Linked DNA regions of Mus musculus: region 2 is linked to region 1. A link is a loop called in an ENCODE intact Hi-C map of the cell type or tissue named here. Cell type or tissue: heart. All regions are shown on one strand.

The links. Peaks named below come from ENCODE experiments on the same cell type or tissue, not always from the same donor. Only the 100,000 strongest peaks of a DNase experiment are listed, where the experiment ranks them.
Region 2: it touches region 1 in a loop (4-fold over the local background); 6 of 42 quality-filtered maps call a loop at or near these places.

What each region holds. Positions count from the first base shown.
Region 1 is chr2:35,646,900-35,651,899 of GRCm38, reverse strand. The region is part of intron 2 of Dab2ip (disabled 2 interacting protein); the gene reads right to left. Among named protein-coding and RNA genes, the nearest start is that of Dab2ip, 27 kb to the right of the region's middle. In heart, CTCF peaks have their summits at 238 and 2,011 (motif pointing left); DNase peaks (open chromatin) are centred at 229 and 1,999; H3K27ac peaks cover 1,318 bases.
Region 2 is chr2:35,928,462-35,933,461 of GRCm38, reverse strand. The region is part of intron 3 of Ttll11 (tubulin tyrosine ligase-like family, member 11); the gene reads left to right. Among named protein-coding and RNA genes, the nearest start is that of Gm35396, 47 kb to the right of the region's middle. In heart, CTCF peaks have their summits at 1,644 (motif pointing left) and 2,742 (motif pointing right); a DNase peak (open chromatin) is centred at 2,741; H3K27ac peaks cover 306 bases.

The DNA of each region.
Region 1 (5,000 bases):
CATGATCAGCTGGTGGAAGGGAGGCACGTAGTGAATCGTTAGTGACAGAGCGGAAGAGAGGAAGGACATGAGGACACATCCTGGAGCTGGGAAGAGAATGTCTGCCCAGGAAGACCAAAGCAAGGGATGGAAAGGTGGCAAAAAGATCAACCAGTCCGAAGTCAGAGGCTGAGGCAGTCCTTCCAGGCCCTGGATGCCCGGATGCCAGGCTGGAGAGAGAAATGGAGCCACCTGCTCCCACTAGAGGCCATCTGAGGCACTAGGGCGGGGGAGGGGTGTGGCTTCTCTAAGATGTTCTCTAAGCAATCCACAGGCAGTTATTCATCGAGACGTTAGACTTGTGTACGAAACAGATGTCAGTATCTGCCACCTCCACAGAAGGCCTCCTGGCTTCAGAAACAATCCCTGCCCAAGAACTCACATGTAATTACATCTGTAATCCAACCCCAGTGCCATGTGATCACTTTGTATTCACAGCAGGAAAATGTGAGGGAATGAGGGGTGGAGGGTGATGTGGTTCAGTGGTACAGTGCTTGCCCAGCCTACACACAGTCTTAAGCTTGATTCCCAGCACGGTATAAGCCAGGCATGATGGTGTATGCCTGTCCTCTTAGCACTTAAGAGGGGAGGCAGAAGACCAGGAGCCCAAGGTCTGGTCAGTGAACCTAGACACCAGTGAACTCTAGGCTAATAGTGAGAGAGCCTGTGTCTCAGGGAGAGGAAGTGAGGGGAGAGAGGGAGAGAGAGGGAGAGAAGCTGAGAAGGGACCTCAAAGTCAACACACATGTGCACACAAACAAACACTAATGGATACACACATGTGCACACACACAAACAAACACTAATGGATACACACATGTGCACACACACAAACACTAATGGATACACACATGTGCACACAGACAAATACTAACATATACACACTTGTGCACACACACAAACACTAATGGATACACACATGTGCACACACACACAAACACATACACACAGAGAGCAAGAAAGTGGAAACAGGAAGGCGGCATCTGAACCTTACCTCTGTCCAGGCTCCTGATCCAGGAAGGGGATAGGGCCTGCAGGACCACAGGTTGGGTACAAAGAAATAACCTCTCAGGCACTGTGTTGAGCAAGGGAAAGCGGGAGAGGGGAGCATGGATTCCGATGTCAGCTCTGGCCCTTACTGTGTGACCCAGCACAGTGTGCCCCCTCTCTGAGTCTATCATTCCTCATCCATAAGGAGGGGACTAAAAAATGATACTGGCTAGCACAGACTGGCCACAGGCAAGCCATTAAGGTCCATGACTCCTTCCACATCCAAGTGCTGGAGGAAGGAGCTTCAGCGGGCCCTTCCACTCTGCTCAATGTAGTCATCTTAGAAAGCAAAGTGTGTGTGGCCTGGAACTGTAAGGAGGAAATGAACACCACTGCAGTCTGCCTCATGGACCTGCCAAGAACAGGTTTATGATCCTCTACCATGTCACCACAGTCAGTATAGTCAGCCATGCTGAGCTTGGAACCCCGTGCAGAGAACCTGACCCACCATCTGCCTCACCTGGAATGCCCCCCTATTCCCTCCCAAAGTGGTGGAGAAGCTAACAAGGGGCCCAAGGAACCTCTAGGCAATTCAGTATGGCAGGGTCTAACCATTTAGTAGGCCCAGCCTGGTGACTTCAGGGCCCTAACCCTACTTGTCAGCTCACACACTAGCCTTTCACCCTGAGCCTCTCCTGATACAAGCCTGCTGTGGCCCCAAACCTTGGTCCTCCAATGACCCCAAGGGCCACAGTAGAGATCCAGCTCTCTGAAGAAATCGGGCCAAGCCAGCTCAGCCAGCCCCAACTGTCATTGGTCAACCGGATGTTCCCTGACCAGTGTTACTGTCACCACAGATCATCCTGCAGCCTCCATAACTCAATGGCTCCCTGTGGTCAGGGGTACAAACTAAGACCTCAGCTCTCACTAAGAGCCACCCAGATGTCCACTCGCTGCCCTCTGCTGCCTCCCGCTGGTGAGAAAACAGCCTGCAGACAGGCCAGCTCTACCCATGCTACTGTCCCCTTAGAACACTAGCTCTGGTTTCCTAAGCCTCTCACTCTCTCATCTCTCTCCAACTCCTAGTCCCAGCTGCACCTCAGAGCTCTATCAGGGATGCTGTTGCTTTGGGGCAGTAAGGGACAGTGTGAAGGGGGAGAAATAGGCCCCGCTACCTGGGGTTCTGGGCAAAGTATGGGAAGGGTGGACCCTGAAACACAAGCAGCAGGGTTAGACACCGGCTAACCGCCTACCTGCAGGCTTTGAAGCCCTCACAGCTGCCCTGTTTGGAGATGAAGAAAGAGGTCTGGAGACAGGTGACTTACCCACAGAGGGGAGCAGTGGCCCTCCCAGGTGCTCTGTGGGGAGACGTCAGCACTGTCTCCCTGGAGCACAGGTCGAGAGGAAAAGCCTCACACCATTCCACCTCCCCTTCACTGAACCCAGAATGCCACCCTGAATGAGAACGCCTGTAAGGAGCCTGTGACACAGCCCAAGAAGCAGTCTTCACACCCTCACGGTCATAAGGGAGGCCCCGGCAGAGACCAAGGGACACTCTGGAAGGTTCTAGAGCTGCAAAGAAGGTGTGCAGAGCTGTGTTTGTTCCCTTTCTTTCCTCTCCATGTCCCTATCCAAGCTGCCCAGGCTGGGCTAGTGCTTCCTGTAACTGACCAAGCAGGCTCCCACAAGGGCATGTAAGCTCAGGGGATCAAGGCTTAGGTGAGAAGAGCAGTTGGCTTGATCCTTTAACCCATCCTGAATGGCACCCTGACTCCCCGAATAAGCACAAATCCTGTTCATTCAGCCAGGAGATTGTTGCTGCCCCCTAGACCTGCACATCCTGAACAACTCCTGCATCTGGTGGTCTGACCAAAACCTACCTAAAACAGTCCCTCTCTAGAAAAGGGCCTCCTTCTGCAGAAGGCACACATGGCCAGATTGGTAGATCCTTCGGCCACCTCATCCACCTTCTACTCGCCTGTTCACACATAGGGAGACTACGGTAGGGAGAGGACAGAACAGCTGAAAACCTCAAGTGGGTACAAAGTACAAAGGCTTCTGTGCTCCCACTAACGCCCCTCACATTTCTTCTCCCTCAGCTTTTCCTTCCTGCTTCCAGCACGTCACTCGGGACCATTGGTCTGTTCCTGTTTGGGTCTATCTTCCTCTAACTATTGTCTCTTTTGTTGAGAAACTCCTGCATGTCCCTTAAAACCCAGTCATAAAGGTCCCCACTGTAAGAATTCTCTCATCTTCTTTTAGCCAGAGAGCCTTCATTCTGGGTTCCCACAGCACCCCAGGCACCGTCCCTGAATCAGAAACACAGTTTGTGCACAGCCCAACACTAGTGAAAGTGAACCAAGAAGACCTGCTTCTAGAAGCATCCACGCTCAACACAATGCCACGTTTATCTGCAGCTTCTGCAGTTCCCCCACCCCCAGCCTTCCTCTCTGACACTTCTCCATCTCACAAAATATAGCCCTGAGACCTAATTTCAGCCGAACCTTCAAAGTCTCCACTTTCAACTTCCCAAGGAGGGATCAACTGGCTTCCATGTTTCATTTCCCAGACCCTCTGCCACCTCCCACCCCAACCCTGCTAGACTGCTCAAGGTCAATGCCTAGGTGGACAGAGGAAGGAGGAAGGACTGAGCCCACACCTAGAGATGGAAAAGGCCAATGGGCCATCCAGGGTACCACAGCTATCAGCATTTCCTTGTCTCCGGTCAGCCTGATTCTTGGGAACACACTAGGAGACTGTGGCCCAGGAGGGCTTGGCTTGGGTTGACCCTACACCTGTAAACCCCACCACCTACATGGCCTTTCATCTTTGTCTTCCCCCTTCCCAGTACAGAGAAGGCAGACCTGGGTGGGAATCCCAAACACCTCCCAGAGAGAAACAGGCCACTGTGGTCACCTACTCTCAGCCCCTTCCCTATGGGATCTTTATCCCAGGTCCCCTGGGGAGCCACAGCCCCATGCTCACTGCAACTGAGAGTGGAAGCCATGCAGGAGAACAGGGAGGACCCGCAACTCGATCAAGTCACAAAGCTGGCACCAGGCCTTGAAGCCACATTAGAATATTAAGCACAGGGCCATCATCTTCATTTCACACAAAGAAAAATACTGAGGCTCTCTCTAGCCCCACACTCTAAGAGGCTGTCACCCATGTCCCACTTAGCCACCCATGCCCTATGAAACAGCCGTGGGGATAGCGCCTCACAGAACGAGTGAGAACCCTGGGAGGGAACACACAACCCAAACTGGAGATCCACTCTCAGCTGGGTGGGACCTCTGTCAGATCCAGTCCTCTGCTAGTCCTTGAGACCATCTACTCTGACACACAATCTCCCACAGGGCACCTTCTGTGAAAGATGGTGACATCCTGTCACCCAGGTTTGCAATGGCAGCAACAGTGGCAGGTTCATTACAGCCTGTGGTATCTCACCTGCCTCCCCCAGGCAAAACCATGTTCCCAGGCTCCCTCAGGGCCTACAGGGAGCAGCTGCAAGCTGGAGCTGAGGATGCCACGGCCGGAGAAAATAAGTGTTCAGGAATGGGGTGAGGTGGCTCTCCTCCCGATACCCCAAATGCCGTATCTTCTGTGCCCTAGTACTAATCCAGAGTCGGAAAGAGAAACCCAGTTGGGACTGTGGATCCAATGGATGGATGTGGTTGGTCAGAGTGCATCCCATCAGCTAAGTACCTGCTGCAGGGCCAGGTTGTTGTTTCACGCTTTACTGATAGAGATTCTAAAAGGCTGGGTGGCTAACCAGGTCACATCATAGCTCAGAAGTGCTAGGATTTGAATCCAGATCTTGTATCCAAACACTTCAGTTCATCCAGCCCCAGGCCAAGAGAGTCTCCACTCACAGCCCTGTCTTTAATGGCTACACAGAGCCAAAGGACCAAAGTGCCTAAGGGCAAGACCCTGACCTGGCCAACCGCCCTATCAGTACCTGATAAGTCAAG
Region 2 (5,000 bases), 280 kb before region 1:
GGGACCAAGTGCCCAGATACATGAGCCTCTGAGGACAGTCTCATTCAGAACAGCACAGAGTCTAAGTCGCACATACAAAAGCACAGATTCATGAAACAGTGTGGCAGGCACACAGGAAGCACAAGCAGGGGAGCCACGCCCATGAAATGATGAGCCGTCACGTGTAGGTGGAGCTTAGAGGGAGAGCCTTAGACAGTAGGACGAACCTTGCGTACTCTCCATTCAAGACCATGGACAAGTGGAGGGCATGTGGAAGCTTCCAGTAAAAGACGGGGTGAGGATGGTTAGGGTTTAGAACGGGAAGGGTCACCTGCAGAGTAGATGGATGAGCGAGGAGAAGTGAAATGAGGGAGAGGAGGATGGTGCTGATGGTGGAGCTGAACGGTGGCTCACGCCACCACGTGATTCCAGTACGCGAGGTAAGGGCAGGAGGGCTGAAAGTGGAAGGCCAGCCTGCCTACCCAGTACTCCCTGGGAGCCGCCCACCTCACCATAAAACTCAGAACTTTAAACTCTGACACAGAGACAGGAGAGGAGGGTTAGATGTGAGAAAGATTCACCAGGTGGTGCCAAAAAGACCCTGGCATCGTGGCGCTGGAGGGGCAGAACACTTGAGGAGACTGGTGAGGTGCCAAGGTGGGATGCCCAAGAAAAGCAATTGATTTAGTGGAGAAAATGGAAAATGGCCTCCCTGGGGCTGAGAAGGCGCCTCTGGCTTTCCCTGTTGCTAATTTGCACCCATCCAGAGAGACGATTTTCTGTGCAGTAAAAGTCAGAGATTGGGTTAAGAGATGGCCCCAGTAGCTTCCTGTTTTAGCATTTTAAGCCCTGTTATACCAATGCCCATTTGACTGAAGCTGAATAGTCTCTGATATAATTTGCAGTCTCCTGACTTTGGGCCCGACATTCGTACCATACTCTTTTGGGGTCTCTGTCGTCTTCCTTCGGCCCCATCATTGCATCTCTGTGTGTTGGCATTCCGTCACTGTGATAAAGTGCATAACCTGCAGAGGGAAGAGGTTGTTTGGCTCCTAGTTTAGGGAATTCAAGGCCCAGTCAGTGGCTATTGGCTCCATTACCTTGGGCTTTTTATGTGTTAGCACGCTGTCGCAGGAACACGGGAAGGACCTGCCTACCTCACGGCAATGGGACCCAGGAGAGAAGAGACTGGCATTCTACAAGCTCCCTTGAAGGCACACAATAAATAACACAATAACCTCCCAGGAGGTCTCCCCTTCTACCACCCTGTAACAGCGTCATAGGCTGTCAGTCAATCCTGCAAGCCCCGGGCCTTCAAGATCCAACAGTAACATCTAAATAGGAAAATGCTAACTAGAGTGCAGATGGGCATCCAGTGGAAGTTTAATGATGGACATTCCTTATTAGCTTCAAACCTGAGTTTTAAATGTGGCGTTATTATTTCTATTGACTTCTCTGGTTTGTCAGAAAATAACATCTTCATTTTAAGGATTCAACTAATATATGATAATGTGAAATAAAAAGTGAATAAAGGGAGGCTGGAGAGATGGCTCAGAGGTTAAGAGCACTGACTGTTCTTCCAGTGGTCCTGAGTTCATTTCCCAGCGACCACATGGTGGCTCACAACCATCTGTAATGGGATCTGATGCCCTCTTCTGGCCTGCAGGCGTACATGCAGCTGAACGCTGGATAGTTTACAAATGGAGAAAGGGAGCCTGCAGGTGGTGCCTGCCTTTAGTTCCAGCACTTGGAAGGCTGGGGCAGGATGTCTCTGTGAGCTTGAAGCCAGCTAGTCTGGTGACTGAGTTCCAGGACAGCCAGAGCTATATATTGAGACCTTGCTTTTTGTTTGTTTGTTTGTTTGTTTTTGTTTTGTTTTTTGTTTTTTGTTTTTAAATCCCTACTTATTAGCTGAAACGAGGTGTATTTGGGCCACAGAAAAGTACCACTGTTTAGAAAGCAACAGTTCAGTACGAATTCTTTTTATTTATTTATTTATTTATTTATTTATTTATTTATTTATTTATTATATGTAAGTACACTGTAGCTGTCTTCAGACACACCAGAAGAGGGAGTCAGATCTCGTTACGGATGGTTGTGAGCCACCATGTGGTTGCTGGGATTTGAACTCTGGACCTTCGGAAGAGCAGTCAGGTGCTCTTACCCACTGAGCCATCTCACCAGCCCAAAGCGAACCACCCCAGATGGGACACGAACAGTACGAATTCTTTTCCTGTGTACAAGCAAATACACATAACAGATACAGATTTTTCTTAAACCCTGAGTTATACTAAACACTGTTCCTCATTAGCTTGCTTCTACCCACTCCCTGTACTTTCGACGTCTTCTTGGGTCAGTGCTACATCGAATTTCATTATGAAGAGATCATAGCTTGTGTTAGGTAGTTCTCATGCTTCTTGTTGTTTAACAAATAACATTATAAGACACACCTTCATCATAGGGTGCTGGCATTTTCTTTAAATAGGTAGGTCATGTACTTCCTGGACAGGCAAGCCAAACACAAAGCTTCATCAGACGTGGGAATGTGCCTGTGTGTGTGTGTGTGTGTGTGTGTGTGTGTGTGTGTGTGTGTGTGTGTATGTGTGTGTGTGTGTGATAGAGGAGGTGTGACTCACTGTAAAACAATAAAGGAATCTGGAGCTTTGTGATTTCTTTCATGGATTATTAGCGAGTGCATTTCATCCAGACAAGGGGAGACCCAGTTCCTGTTGTCCACGCACAGTCTCTACCCACATTCAACCAGCAGGTGGCGCCGGGCGGACGCAAATAGGCTTCTCGGGGGGATTTTTATAAAGGCTGCAGGAAGATGCAGGCTTGCTTCCCAGTTTTAGCAGATGGCCAATCAAAAAATTCCTTTGGAGTTTTATTTCCTTTTTCTTTCTTTCTTCTCCTTTTAAAAAATTTTTTTTTGCATATGGTCTTCCATCTGGGTATTTGAGAAAAGTACAGTTTTGTTATCAAAACAGCATTTATTATGGTGAAAGAGTTTGTATTTCTCAGCAAAGTTTTTTTTTTTTTTTACTTTACTTTTAGAGAATAAAGCCAAAACCTGCTCAATAATGTCTTGCAGCTTCTCAGAGGGCTCCATGGAGCTTGAGAGCTTCCATTTCCCCACAGTTAGTCCTAAGTTAGCTCTGAGGACTCAGCGCCTCAGGGTGGAGACAAGCACTTTGTTTGAGAAGACAAAACAGAAAGAAAGCAGTGCTCTCCACTGGGTCAGAGTAAAGGCAGGAAATAACCAAATCCTTTCTCTTGTCCTACAACCCTTTGGTGACTTATTTGCACAGCTGCCTGTGACGGTTGGCTTTAACTGTCAAGTTGACACAAGACTCACCCAAGAAGAAAGTTTTAGTGAAGAATTGTCTACCTCAGGTTGACCTGTGGGCATGCTGGTGGGGAACAATCTTGGTTGCCTTCACTGATGTGGGAAGACCAAGCCCACCGTGGGAGGTACCATTCCCTGGGCCTGGGGATCCTGAACTGAACAAGAGAAGAGAACACCAACTGAGCACTAGTAAGCAAGCAGGCATGCATTCAGATATCTCTCTGCTTCTGACTTTGAATGTGCTGTGCCCAGGAGACATCCCTGCAGAGGTAGAATATGGCCTGGAACTGTAGCCCAAAACACCGTCGTCTCCCGACCCCCACCCGCCATGTTGCCAGGGGTGTTTTACCACAGCCATGAGTGAAGCCAGAACATTTTCCTTCATGGAGACAGTATTCTGATCTGCCTGGCTGGGAGGCCCCACTAGGTAGTAAGTTTAAACTTGTCCTACCGACCCCTGCAGCCTCACCTCCACAGTCCCAACCCCCGCTTCTTCAGTACTTTGTGGCCTACTGTGTGTGTATGTGCTCACACACACCCATGAACATACATGTATAGGTCAGAGGGCAACCTCAGTGTCATCAGTCAGGCACATCTGCCTTTGTGGGGTGCAGTTTCTCACTGACCAACCAGGGCAGGCTGGCTAACAAGCTCCAAAGAAACATCTGCCTCTGCCTCCCTGGTGCTGACATCACATGTCATGTGGGCCCTCTGTGCCCATTTTTAAAAACTGAATTCTAGGGGTTGAATTCAAGTCTCCCCGCTTACAAGTCAAGCACTTGACCGACTGGGTGATTTCTACAGCACCGTGCTGGGGTTTTAGGTATCGGCTCCTCGATCGCTCTTTGTGGCATGTTTTTGCCTAGACCTGTGGACTTCATCCTTCATGTCTCCTTCAGTCCCCAACGCTGTCTTATTTCACAGGACTGATGTTAATTCTTGTTTTCCTTTCTATCTTCATGTTGTTTTGAAACAGGGTCTCATGAAGAAGGCTGGCCTTGAATTTGTTAGGTAGCTGAAGATGGCTTTGAACTTGGCCCTCCTACCTTCCAATGGCCAGGCATGTTCCTCTCCACCTGGCTCAACTTTGATAATTCTTTAAACTCCGGGCAAGCCTTTTCTTTCTCTACCACGCCTGCTCTGCTGCCCATGTCTAGGGCATTGAGCTGTTTTCTTTACGATACGTATGACTACGTTTCCTTCTCTCTTTGTCCTACTAGGAGGTCTGATGGGTCTGACTGATCATCAGCACACAGTAGACAGTCAAGTACATTGGTCTAATTGAAAGGTTTTATCTCTTGGGAGGTTAGCCATTGAAGTTGGCCTGTCTGGTCAGCATGACTTGACCTGCCTCCCAAGAATGTACAACACACTTGGGCCAGAGGAGACTTACCAAAATACTTCCATCCAGCGAGAGGCCCAGGTAGTCACTCACTGGCCACCCTGCCCAGGTCTTGTCTCAGCCTCTACCTGGTCACGTGCCTCTTTCCCTTCTACAGCAGGAGGGAGTGGACATAAACAATGGGATGTCATCTGCTTTTGGCACACAACATCCTTAGAGGCTGGGGCCCATGGCGGCAGTGTCCAGTGAGTAAAAGACTGGAGACAGAAGCGAGGGGAACCAGATGTCAGAAGAATCAGATGATCCAAAGGCATGGCTTCCTCTCTCTCCATC